Linked DNA regions of Homo sapiens: region 1 is linked to region 2. Evidence: chromatin contacts called from ENCODE Hi-C or POLR2A ChIA-PET data. All regions are on one chromosome and are shown on one strand. The core of a region is the stretch at or near the end of the contact, and the rest is flanking DNA. Distances in the headings are between cores, read along the strand shown.

Region 1 (6,827 bases), core at 3,017-5,516, 60 kb after region 2:
GAAAGGCTGAAGGACTCAAAACACAGGTTGGCCAAGCTCATGTTCAAATCAAGTATTGCATGTTTATATGATGTTTATGAACATATGAAAGACACTGGCACTAAGTCTTGACTATACCTAAGATCCAATTCTAGAAAGCAGAAATTCCAGTTTTCTAGACTTTACTCTTGGAGGAAAGAGTACCGTATAATAGTCTACATACAAATTTACCATGGACTAAGAAAAAAGCACCACCAATTATAAGCAGATATGAAACAGAATAAATAATATAAAGGAAAGAATGTATAAGCCATCTCTTGAAGTGCTATGCCAAGAATAAAAAGTGTTCTTGCTATACCCAGAAGAAACCAGGGAACAAGAATCAGGATACTGACTACAGCATGCCGATGTCCCCCCAGAGGTTTATGCACAAGTCCTGGCTAATCATCATAGAGTAAGTTTTCCTAGCCCTCGAGAAAAGACTATTTAAAAAAAAGAAAAAACCCCACACAATTTTACCTACAAAGTTTCTGAGGATAGGCTGGTGATGGGGTGGTGGTGGAAGGTAGTAAGTTCCTCTTCAGTATTACACACTGGCTGTAGAACAGGCTTAAGTTTGGGGAAGACTTTAGATAAAATTTCAGTGTAGACACCATCACCACCAAATGCCAACATTAGAAAGAACACAGGTATACATTCCCAAGGCATTGAGAATTATTCAAGTTAATGGAAATGAAAGAAACAATGCTCACATAAACTAGAAAGGGTCTTTCCAATAACTGCCACTCCTCTGTCCTTTTACCTGAAACTTCCTAGAGCACTAACAGGTTATGTGTCCGTCATATGGCTTGTAATACAGTCCCAGCCCTTGCATATCAGTCATATAAAAACATTAATAGCTTGGCAGTCATGTGTGGAGGGCCGGGGGAAGGGAATATTTGTGCTCCATTCTTGTATTTATAAATTTATAACTTGTGAATTCAAATTTCAGGGTAAAGATAGCTAACAAATGCCGAGACTTAAAAATATCTCCAAAGAATCAGAAACCAACAGACAGACATTAAAGCCAAAATAAACTCTAGCTCCCCCAAAGGACAAAGCCTACATAAGATGAAACTCATACATGTGTGTGCCATCAGAAAATAATAGTGATAATCTAATCTTAGTGTAATTTTAATTTATCTTGATTTCACTCTTGGACATGGAAGTATCAGTTCTAATGTCAAGGAATGGTAGATAATAACTATTTACATATTGTTTCAGATTATTTAACTTGCATTTGAATATGAGCAAGTCTTATTACTGAATATTCACACCCCTTTAGAAACAAATGAAATCACAGCAAGGAAACACTACTCAGAGAAAATTGGAGCAAAATGGCACATCTATTTATCTCTCTCTAGGCTAGGAACAGGCAACAGCAATTTTCCAGTACCTGAACTCATCTAAGCAAAGCTTCTGTTTTGCTGTGATTAATGTCTTGCTTGGACCCTCTGGGGCAGAAAAAAGTTTACAGTCAGCATTGTCCAGTAAAAGTTTCTGTGATGATGGCAATGTTTTATCCCTGCACCATCTACTACAGTAGCCACTAGCCTGCACGTGGCTAGTGAGCACATATGAGATGGCTAGTTTGACGGAGGAAATTAATCTTGAATTTTTTTCTTTTTTTGGAGATGAGATCTTCCTCTGTCACCCAGGCTGAAGTACAGTGGCCCAATCATAGTTCACTGCAGCCTCCAACTCCTGGGCCCAAGTGATGCTCCTTCCTCAGCCTCCCAAATAGCTGGGACTACATGCACATGCCAGTATACCTGATCCTTTTTTTTTTTTTTGAGACAGAGTCGCTCTGTCGCCCAGGCTGGAGTGCAGTGGCGTGCAACCTCCGCCTCCTGGGTTCAAGTGATTTTCCTGCCTCAGTCTCCCAAGTAGCTGGGACTACAGGTGCCCACCACCACGCCCGGCTAATTTTTGTTTTTGTTTTTTGGGTTTTTTTTAGTACAGACAGAGTTTCACCATATTGGCCAGGCTGGTCTCAAACTCCTGACCTTGTGATCCGCCCGCCTTGGCCTCTCAAAGTGCTGGGATTACAGGCATGAGCCACTGTGCCTGGCTCATTTTTGTACTTTTTTGTAGCGACAGGGTCTCACTATTTTGCCCAGGTTGGCCTCGAACTTCTGGCCTCAAGCAATCCTCCTTCCTCGGCCTCCCAAAGTGCTGAGATTACAGGCATGAGCCACCATGCCTAGCCCTTAACTTTAATTAATTATAATTTAAATAGCTACATATTGCTAATCAATACCATAACAGCAGCATAGACATGTTATATCTTAAAAAATCAAATGTCAAACTTTTACCAACTCTGGTTACACCACACTGATATAATCAGAAGCCCATCTACAGTGAAAATCTCAAAAGACACAAAAGGAAGATTTTCAGTAGTAAAATTGTAATGCAGACACAGTACTCAAGTTGAAGGTGGGTACATGAAGTGTTATGGTGATGGTGCTTGATAAATTCTAAATCCTTACTGCCCTTAAGAAATCAGTCACAGACACACACACAGGGAGCAGTCCTGAGGTTTGGCAGGACAAGCAGGCTGCCTCTCCAAGCCCACTGTGGTCAGCAACAAAAAAGGCCCAGATTCAGACTAGGAAGAGCCAGGTTACCCTACCTCACCCCTGCCTCCATGAAAACCAGCCCATTTCAGACAGTTTCTTTTTCTCCCAAGACCAGGTCAAACACAATGCAAGACAAACAAACGTGGATCAAATATCTGTTTTAAAAAACTAAAAACTGCTGGAAACTCCTATATTGGGGTGTTTGGGGAGGTATTGTCTCTCAACTTTCAAGCATCGCTGGGCTACAAACAAGTAAAAAAAAAAAAACTATATAGACATACACATAGTATATACTTAAAATTCAATTCTTTATAGTTCCAATTGAGGTAACTAAGCCAAACACCTTAATTACTACAGAAATCACACAAACGGTTAGTCAACAGGAAACACATCAAGTGTTACTCTAATCTTAAAGAATTCCAATACTTCATGGTGATATGAAATTGACTTTTTTTTTTTTCTTTTGAGACAGAGTCTCGCTCTCTCCCTCAGGCTGGAGTGTAGTGGTGCAATATCAGCTCACTGCAACCTCTGCCTCCCAGTTCAAGCTATTCTCCGGCCTCAGCCTCCCAAATACCTGGGATTACAGGCACATGCCACCACGAGCAACTAGTTTTTGTACTTTTAGTAGAGAAGAGCTTTCACCATGTTGGCCAGGCTGGTCTCGAACTCCTGACTTCCAGTGATTCACCTGCCTCGGCCTCCCAAAGTGCTGGTATTACAGGCATGAGCCACTGCGTCCTGCCTGAAATTGACTCTTGCAATTGATTAAAATCCTTTTTTTGCCTACTCTATGAAATACAGACAATGTGCATGAGTATAATAAACAGGCAGCTGTCCAAAAATATCACACACACACACTCAAAGTCATTTTAATAAAAGCATGATATTGACTTGACAGAAATACAGAAATAACACAGTACATTGAAAAACTGTGCCTGAGACAGGCAGCATTAATGGAGAGGAGGTCAGAATGCAGGGTCCTCTCCTCATGTGAGTAAGGCATTTTAGGGAGGGACCCTGGGAAGTCAGAGGAGGTATGGCTGGACAAGACTCAAGGAAGAGAAAATCAGCTCAAACAGGGCTGGGAGGCCCTGGGGACCTCACCTTCTAGACTCCACCTGTGTGTAGCAAACTCCACCCACAAGAAGAGTGACTGGGTCTGCAAGGTGCATGAATGGAATGGAAATCTACCCTCGCAAACAAGCCTGTCATTCATATGGTCCCGCTCAGCAAGAATAAAAATGAGAGGAACGTGAGAAAGGCTGTCCTAAGAGGCTGACCTCTCATGCTATAGTGTCATTTCAGCAGGCAAATAATCAAATTGCTTACTGTCAATATATGACCCAAAGCAATCAATTGTAGCGAGAAGGCACTTGGAGTTATCAATTTATGTAACAAAAATGACATTCCTTGGTGTTTCCTTCCTTATCTACCTCAACCCCCACCCTAGCCTACTCCCCGCGGCTGTCACACAGGGCAAAGGAGCTGGGATTTTGCCTTTGGCTGGTGTACTGGGACATTTCCAGAGCCACCGGACTTGCCTGCTTACTACTGTGGTGGATTATGAAAGGCCTTGTTATCCTGAGCTCCGACAGGGCAAATGCAAACACTTCGGCCTGGTGCAGGCCTTTAACAAGCCTGCAGCGGCTGCCGCCTGCAGAAAGCATGGTCGGTGGCAAGCTTGCCAACAGCCCAAGCCAGCTGACCAGCATCCAGCCACCACTTCTTTTCCAAACACTGACTGAACAAGCCTTGATTCAGCTCTTATGTTACACTCTGGTGAAGAACAGTGCAGAAGCACCAAGAGAATCATTTGAAAGGAACTATTCTGGGCATACACCAAGCACATGTTCCCATGGAATTGTTAATAACTCAGGGGTCCTTTATATTTGTTTGAACCTTCCATGTCTAGCTGTGGAAAAGACATATTTCTTTTTTCTCTCCAGGGACAATAAAGGCAGGAAAGTAAAACTCCTGGTAATGTCATATCCAGTCAAACAGGAAGGTTTGTAGGCTCAGGGCTGAAAGGTTTCCACAGCTACACTGAGCCAATATGAAAATAATTTATTTCACTTTCATCTGTTTCATTTCCTCCAAAATTATCATTCAGGTCCCTGACTCCCTCATCTATGAAGACAAGAGGAAACATTTTATAAACACAACAGAATACAGTGTTTAAAAAACACATGAGATATGGAGAAACCTGAACTTTCACTCATTGCTGGTGGAAATATAAAATAGTGCAGTCACTTTAGAAAACCATTTGGCATTTCCTCAAATTGTTAAACACCAAGTCTCTATATGACCCAGCAACTCCATACTTAGGTATTTACTCAAGAGAAGTGAAAACGCATGTTCGCACAAATACTTAAACACAAATGTTGACGGCAGCATTATTCATGATAGCTGAAGAGTAGAAACAACCCAAATGTCCATGAATAAAAAAAAATGTGGTATATCTATAAAACAGAATATTATTTTGCAATAAAAAAGAATGAAGTACCAATACATGCCATGACATGGATGAACCTTTGGAAAACATTAAACTAGATGAGAGACGTCAATCAAAAAAGACCACATATTACATGACTTCATTTATATTAAATGTCCAGAACTGGTTGATCCATACAGACAGAAAGCAGATTAGTAGTTGTCTGGGTCAGGGTTGAGGTCGATCTGTCAAACTACATGGGAAGAAACGAAGTTGAAACTATTGCCTAAAGTGAGACATCTGGCTTTTCCACAGTTAACAGAAAAGTATCTCTTCAAATAGGATGACCTTCCTGAGGAGAGCAAGGAAGAAAGAAGCACGTCAGGGGTCTGTGGTAGCAGCCAGGCCTGCCTTGCACCTGCCAACTTGGAAGAATCTAAATGCAAAACATTTAACATCCCTCATAGTGATCCACATGAACTTAAACCAACGTATACAAGAAAGACAAAGAGGTTTCTCATGCCAGGCACAGAACTTAGGTCTACACAGCACCCTTTGCAAACTGTCACCAGACACCTGCTCCAGTTATCTTGAATCAGCTACAGCCCCAATCTTCCAAAGTAAACTGAAGCAAAGATCCTCGGAATCACAGTGAACTTCAAAGGGAAATTTAGCTTTGTGCTAACGCCTCAGATGAAAAAAGGCAGGCCAAATCAAACCAGGTACGTTAAGTGTGATATCTGCCTGATATCTTGGTAGCAAGTTGATTTAATAATGGAAATAGGTGACCACTGCTGAGAAACAAGCTCTGAGGTTGCCCTTTGATAGATGGTGAAATCCAGGAAAGATGGCAGATTCTGCTTGCCCAATGCTTAAAATCAGGACAAGGCAAAGTATGTCACAAACACAACAGGGAAGGGGTCCAGCTCTGGGAGAAAAATAAACTGTCTTCCGACTGCAGCATCAGCTCTTCTGTGTTTTAAAATAAAATTTATAAAAGTAAGCTTCACCTTCCCTCCACCCACCGTAAATAGTGAGAGAAGGCCACACATAGGCAAGACAAGCATTTACATATACGTATACCCTGCAACCCTTTATTTAAGGGCTGAAACAGATTTGAGTCCCCTGGTATTACAATGTAAACAATTTTTCTTTCCATATAAGTATGTGCTGCACTCACAGCTGGTGGTGGTGTCAGTTTACATCCTCCTTTAGTTTTAGGAATAGCAGTGGGTAGAGGGATAGTGGCCTGCAAGTCAGACAATCAGAGTCCTCAACCTGGCTTCAACATTAACTAACAGGATAACCCCAAAATACTCTGGGCATTGCATTTAATCATGTGTGAAACAAGGTGGGATTATCAGTGGTTTTCTCTTTCCTTTTTTTTTTTTTTTTTTTTTTGGTAAGCTGTGAAATCATTTATACAAATGAAATCTCATGGAGAATCTCAATATATATAAGAGCTTAAAGCAGACAGGCTGCTTAAAGCTGGAAGGGATACGGGGGAAGGGAGGGGTCTCCCTTGAGGCATCTTCTGGAATCCTGGGACTCCACGGCACATAATATGAAAACCACTGACAAGTTCCCCTGAATACAAAAAGTCAATTCCACTTTTAGTAAAATACGTCTTTAGAACTTTAACTGAAACCACAGAAGACAAAATGGAAAGACTAACGATTTCTAATCCCTACTCCTGGGGAGGGGGTGGTGTGTGGAATGGGGGGCAGGGGCAGAAGTATTACAAGGGGTCCTTCATTCATAAGCATGTGAATGTCTGATACATATACACATGCCTA
Region 2 (6,976 bases), core at 1,880-4,379:
GCAGCAGATGATCTTCCTCCTGACATTTCATCTCAAGGTCAATAGTAGGCTAACACTACCTCGTGATGCCTATGTCATTCACCTCACTTCATCTGATCACACAGGCATTTTATCATTTCACATCATCACCAAAAGAAGGGTGAGTACAGTAAGATATTTTAAGAGAGGAGGAGACCACATTCACATTAACATTTATTACAACCTATTGTTATAACTGTTCTATTTTATTATTAGTTATTGTTGTGAATCCCTTACTATGCCTAATTTATAAAGTTTAACATAGATATATATGTATAGGAAAAAAACATAGTATATATAGCGTTCAGTACTATCTGTGGTTTCAGGCATCCACAGGGGAGGGGAGGGTTTTAGATGGGCCATATCCCCTGCTGGTAAGGGAGGACTACTGTACCAGATCATCTGTGAGTTAACAGCCAGGTTTTTCACTATGATTACAAACAGATGTAATTACTCAAACCCCAGGAAGCACCCTAGTTGAGTATAGAATCTAAATCTTACTACATCTTAGACTTGGGTGGCCGAGCTCCTTTCATTGGTCAGAGAATTTTTTTTTCATGTTATTCTCTATGGATAGAGTTTTAAAAGTCAAAGGAAAATGATTAAGCAAGAGATAAAAGGAGAAACCTTTGCATCAAGCATCATGCCTCTCCAGAGAAAGTTTTAGTTTCTCAAAAACTAAAACCAACAGATTAAAAGGCTCTTCTTCTTGGAGATGATATTAATTATACTTTTATATATTTATATATTTTACATATTTATAATATTTTGGAGAAAAGATTTTTTTTTATTATTAAGAAGAAAGGACCTCTGAGGGAAGCCCAGCTGTGGGAACTAAAGTTCTAGGCTTCATCCGTAACAAAGTGCATTATTAAGCCCCACTTCTAAGAGATTCTGTACAAAGAAACCTTACCAATTCCACACTGTAGAATAAGCAGGCAGTTCTGTAGAGAAACCTACATAAATCAGAAAACAATTGGCATGCTACAAATCAATCGAAGGAAATGGATTCATTTGCTAGATAAAGCAAGGGAAGGAATTTTGAAATAATATACAATAAGGGTCTTGAATGAGTTGAAAGACTAACACTTTGGAAGAAAAAGCTCTTTTCAGAGATTTTAGCTAAACTGAAATATGGGATCATTTATAAAACCTCTAAAGCAATATCTAAAGCATTTATTATTTGAAAATCTACCTAATCAATAGATTTCAATGAGATAAAATACAAGTTTTTGGCTAATAAGAGAAGTCACTAAGAAATTCAGGATATCTATTTCTAATGAGTTAACTAACTCTTTACATACATACAAATATATATTTAGATAAGGTCTGAGGACATTCAAATAATGATTGAGGTGGGGGAATGGGCAGGAGGACTAAGAAAAACGAGAGAAAGAAGCTAAGACAGGCCCTTGAGGTTAGCCTGCCAATCAACTCGCTATTTGTATGTGATTGTGTTTGGGGGTTTTGTTTTTTGTTTTCTTTTGTTTTGCTTTTTAATGGTCCTTGATAAGGTACCTGTCCATCTGACTCAATGTACAGAGTTCACAGAATTACCAACCATTTTCTTACTCAGACAAGTCTAACTTTTATTTTTCAAATTAGATACCTCAGATATTTGTCCAGAATAAACAGCCCCAATTCACCTATCCTAACTCCACCCAGAAAGGGTTTCCCACAAGCCCAGCAGGCTGCAAGCCTTCAGTTCATCTCAAGGATACACTCAACATTAGCAGTGCCTTTTCTGAGTTTAACCCTCTCCTCCCACCCCACAACTCAACACTACCAGAAATAAGTTAAGCCCCTGGAGAGGCACCTAAGCAGACCTCAAGTCACATGACATGGTGATAGTACAACATCAAGGGGAAGAAGCTGTGACCTAAAGACACATGACATGGTGATAATAAGTACAACATCAAGAGGAAGAAGCTAATGGCAGATTGAAGGGTGATGCTTTGGCAGCAAATAAACAGAAAACATTTTTATAAAATGCATGGAGAAAATGTACTATTAAGCTATGATAATTCATTAAATATATAAACATCCAGCCCCATTACAGCAAATGACCATCTCATCTGGGAATCATGAATTGCCAAAGAAGCACTTAAAATTTAACTGCAATGACTCTGAGAATAATATTTTAGTATGATGGTGGTTAGAAATCTGAAAGCTAGGTAAGATTTTTGTCAGTTTCCATAGAGGTGCATTCAGTGAATTATTACCTGCTCCCAACCAGTCAGGAAAAACATAAATGGAAAACAAGAGAGAGCTTTAAGCCCTAAAAGGGATTGGTAAACACAGAGAACAAACCTTGGAGGTTTTCAGCCTGTAAAATTTCTGCCAATATTCTTAGTCATTACATGAAATACCACAATATGACTCACCACCACCTACACAGTAATATTCTCTGTGTCTGATAGACATGTTTTCATTTGATACATAAAAATAAGAAGTGAGAAACACCACAAGCAAAGGCTGACTAATAGAAATAATTTCTAGTTTCTTACTACCAATGGTTAAGTGTTTTTTACACTATTTCCTTTTTTCTCTTAATAGCAAGCAATGCAGACTATATTCAGTTGGCTAGACAAAGTCTGCAGCTAAACACATAGGCTTTTTATTCAGCTTTTTTACCGTTAAACTAGAAACTCATTAGAGTGACTTCAAGTTTTAATAGTCTGCATCACCAACAGTTTTCCGGTAATCTAAAATAAGCTTTTTTCTAAACATGTTAGAATCATCTCCAAATATCCACCCAAATTTCCAGTATTTACACCTATAATCTAGTACAACTTCAGTTGACAAGTCTTACTAGATAAATTTTTTTTTTAACTTTTAAGTTCGGGGTACACGTGCAGGTTTGTTGTATAGGTAAACTTGTATTACACGGTTTGTTGTACAGATGATTTCATCACCCAGCTATTAAACCTAGTACCCACAGTTATTTTTTCTGATCCTCTCCCTCCTCCCACCCTTCACCCTCTGACAGGCCCCATTGCCTGTTGTTCTTGAAAGAGAGAATTTCTAAGCATGTTTTCCTAATTGAATGGAAGTACTTCATCTCCGGGGATACAGCACCAGCTGTAAAGTGACAGACAAGAAAGGTACCCTAAGTCCCTGTGGGCAACCAACCATGAAGCCAAGTTCCACACATGGCCACCTCCTTCGATAGCACCAGCACTGCTCTTGCCAGCCCAGGCCCCTCCCACACCCTCAAGAGGATTGTTTGGCTGCTTGTCTGACACTTTAAAGCTTTAATTGGGTCAAAAGACAATCTAGCAGAATAAGTCTTCCCACATTGGAGCTATTTATTTCACCACGTAATATACAGTACAGAGACTTTTAAAGAGAAAGAATATTTCTTAAACATTGTCACCCTTATCCTTTTAATCTGCTAACTTTCATGCCAACCACTTTGGTGTCCCCATTGTAACTAACATTTTAATGAGAAGAAAGAGTAAAACAGGATGACAGCAGGTGGATAGGGTGCAGGCAGAGTATAAGAATCAGCCCAAACTTATCACCACTATGAGAATATTAAAATACAAACCCAACTGCTGCAGGATTCCACAGTTATTAATTCATGCATGCATGCATACATTCACTCAAATACTTATTGTGCATCTCATGTGTAATGCTTCAGTAATTAGTTATACATCCATTCACTCAAGCCACAAACATTCATTGAGCACCTACTCTGGACCAAGCACTGCCCTAGGCCCCCAGGATCCTAAGTGTGAGAAAGTCAGATATAACACCTGAGCCATTCTGCTCTCTGAAGGTGCAAAGGTGCATATATATAGTGGATTAACACAATGAGTTATTCATATGAGAAAAAACTCAAACTATCTGACTGTTGAAAAGATGGCAAAAGATTCTGACTTTTCCTTCTACATCGAAGAAAAGCCTATTTTTCCTGAAAACAATTCATATTTATGTTATATATACATAACATAAATATATATACATGTCATATATATATTCTGAGTTTTTAATTATTTGGTTTAATTTAGTTCTTAAATATTGCACTGAGTAATGAAATAAACAGCTAGCTGCTTTTGGATCTTGCCAACAAATTCATTTAAAACTGAACACAAGAAAAAATACTGCAACTTTTTCAGGAATCTGGTTTGCCAAGGAACAAAAATTCTAGCTCTTCACCCATAAGCCCGAAAATCATAACTAAAAGATATAGCTGGTCACTGAGCTCTTGTAACACGCACCAAGAACAGCTTGAAATTCCAGAGGAATTCTGGGAATTGAAGGTTGGAGTGGGGAAGATTCCAGACACAGCGAGTAAAAATATTCAAGGACTGTTCAGACCTGAAAAACACCATCCATGGTATTGAGCAATTACCTCCCAAAGGCCATGTCACATGTGTTTTCTGAGAGCAAACCATGGTGACTAGATAATTCCCAGAGCATCAAGATATATTCTTATGTACAGTTAATTGCACAAACTACCAGATCCTTCTAGCCATTACTGAAACACATTTTTAAAATTACGCTTAAAAGCTTACCTAAACCACACTACTTATAAAGATCAAATTATTCCTCCAGCCTTTTGACACCTGTATTGGCTTATATGAGGACACATAGAGAATGGGAATGTCAGTATACTATAACGACTTTGTATAATTTGTATATGGTAGTATAAGGACTAAGTTAAATAGTCAGATTTTAAATTGTAGCCAAAAGCTAAGTAGGTCCATACTATCCAGGGTCTCTTTGGGATTCATTTTAATAAAAATCATCAGGACCAAGAGGATCCATAGCCATTTTGTCAACAGCATTATTAATTCAGAGATAGTTTTATAGTATAGTATTTCTATTTAAAAACAACATTTTCATGTTTCTTTCCTCCACCTCTTCATGCTCCCTCATTTCAGTCTCCTTGATCTAATATTAAGATATAAGAAGCATCCAGAAATAAATGATAATTGAAATGGTAACAAAATATTTAATATGAAGTTGAAGTCCAAATTTAACAGCCTGTAGGAAAGGACATTTGGAATGATCTTGGTAAGATACAATATACATTCAGAATTAGAAGGAACAAAATGGTTTTATGGTCGTATCTTAAGCTTTATTGGATGTGTTTAATGAATCAGAGGATTAGAAGGAAACTTAAGAAATCATTTTGACCATCTTACTGTCTCTAAGCAGACAGGACTTCAACCAGTACAAAGAAATGTATAATGCCACTGAAATGAGAGTCTACTGCCAACCCTACTGTTTTAGGAACAAAGCAATGTTCTATTCAGAAGTACAGCAGATATCAGCAAGCAAAACCACTTATGTCAATATCAGCCTATATCATAAACCATCAGTTGTTCTCAGGGCCAAAATAACTGATCAAGTCCTGGATGTGAGATCATCTTCTGTCACCTTTAAATTGACTGTATCTTGGCAGCAGTTCACATTTACTCCATAGGAATTTTAGCACTGCACACATTTAAGCCCATATCTACATTCCAACTATTCTTTGTGATATATTGCATATCTTCACACTGTTCTGAGCATTTTCCTACAGCATCAAGTTATCAAAAAATGCTACACTGTCAAAGGAAGATCTCTCCCCCTCCCTCCCTCTCTCCTACATACATACATACATACATACATATATATGTGTGTATGTGTGTGTGTGTGTGTGTGTGTATATATATATATTTTGTTTGTTTGTTTGTTTTTTGAGACAGTCTTGCTCTGCTGCCCAGGCTGGAGTGCAGTGGCCCGACCTCGGCTCACTGCAACCTCCATCTCCCAAGGTTCAAGTGACTCTCGTGCCTCAGCCTCCTAAGTAGCTGGGGTTACAGGCATGTGCCACCACATCTGGCTAATTTTATTAATAGTAAAGATGGGGTTTCACCATGTTGGCCAGGCTGGTCTCGAACTCCTGGCCTCAAGTGATCTGCCCGCCTTAGTCTCCCAAAGTGCTGGGATTACAGGTGTGAGCCACTGTGCCTGGCCAGCCACTGCACCCAGCCAATATATTTTAATTCTCTGTCAACTGATTGTTTCCTTTAGCTAAACAAAACTTTTCTCTTTTTAAGCTTTACAGGTTTGTCAAATAAAACCAACTTTTAATCTCATGGAAACAGAACAATTTTAGTATCAATTCCCTCATTAGATTCTGAATTTTGGCTTCCAGATAACTGAATACTTTGACACTATTGTAGACATGTATCTTTGAAGTCTTATACAGTCCGATTTTCTCTGTGTAACTACAGAGCAATCCTTTATACTCTAATAAACAATAGATTAAAACTATGACTCTTTACAACCAGTTTTTTTTTCCTTCTATCAGTTTAAAATGGAATGTTCCTATTACGCAATTTTTTCATCTTTCTTGGGGACAGGCAACTGAATAGCTCCTGTAGGTTACTTTCTATTGTTAGTCACGGTCTTCACTTATAAGGCAAGTTTTAAAAATGAAGAGATAAAAAATGTTGAAACTTTTCATTGATTTTTGTAACAACAGAAGTACTTTATTATTAAAGGCAGCTTAAAATAAGCCTCGGTCATAAGAGAAATTATGCTGACAGCCTGAGAAAAGGAGTAACAATTCACAAGGCTGGTAGAAGAACAAAATGTGTACCCTGGTATATCCTTAGGACTCATTTGGGTTCCTGTAGCTCCTTTCATATCAAAATGACTTCAGAATATATGAAAAATGAAGAGATTATTGATGTAGGTTCCCAAGTGAATTCATTTGGCACAACTTACCTTGACTGTGAATTTATCTAAATCTGATATATCATCTAAATTCTTTCATTTCTACTATCTTCATTTCTCCTACCTTCATTTCTCAAATTCTATGCTGATGACTAATCCTGCGAATGTCCTCAGTATTTAATGATATAGGCCTATAGTAATTATATTTATGATTATATTTTGATGGTATAAATCTTATCATCCTACAGTATCCACCATCACTACCTTCTCATTGGGATTTTAG

The links. Hi-C counts contacts between places; a loop is a spot of excess contacts on that map. ChIA-PET counts read pairs that join two places held with the same protein, here RNA polymerase II (POLR2A). Pooled maps may share reads with other maps.
Region 1: a map of GM12878 shows a loop between it and region 2 (4-fold over the local background). The contact joins two enhancer-like sites. A Hi-C loop is called at or near these places in 3 of 168 maps with a recorded cell type or tissue (GM12878 and ovary), 16 of 37 single-sample maps with no recorded cell type and 9 of 50 pooled maps. POLR2A ChIA-PET finds 5 or more read pairs at or near these places in 6 of 52 experiments (AG04450, HepG2, OCI-LY7 and 3 more).

Annotation. Positions count from the first base shown.
Region 1 is chr14:59,212,955-59,219,781 of GRCh38, reverse strand. The region is part of intron 1 of DAAM1 (dishevelled associated activator of morphogenesis 1); the gene reads right to left. Among named protein-coding and RNA genes, the nearest start is that of DAAM1, 28 kb to the right of the region's middle. Within about 2 kb of position 4,266, at least 17 of the 41 ENCODE cell types and tissues checked have a DNase peak (open chromatin) inside an H3K27ac peak, as active enhancers do.
Region 2 is chr14:59,271,309-59,278,284 of GRCh38, reverse strand. The region is part of intron 2 of DAAM1 (dishevelled associated activator of morphogenesis 1); the gene reads right to left. Among named protein-coding and RNA genes, the nearest start is that of DAAM1, 86 kb to the right of the region's middle. Within about 2 kb of position 3,129, at least 14 of the 41 ENCODE cell types and tissues checked have a DNase peak (open chromatin) inside an H3K27ac peak, as active enhancers do.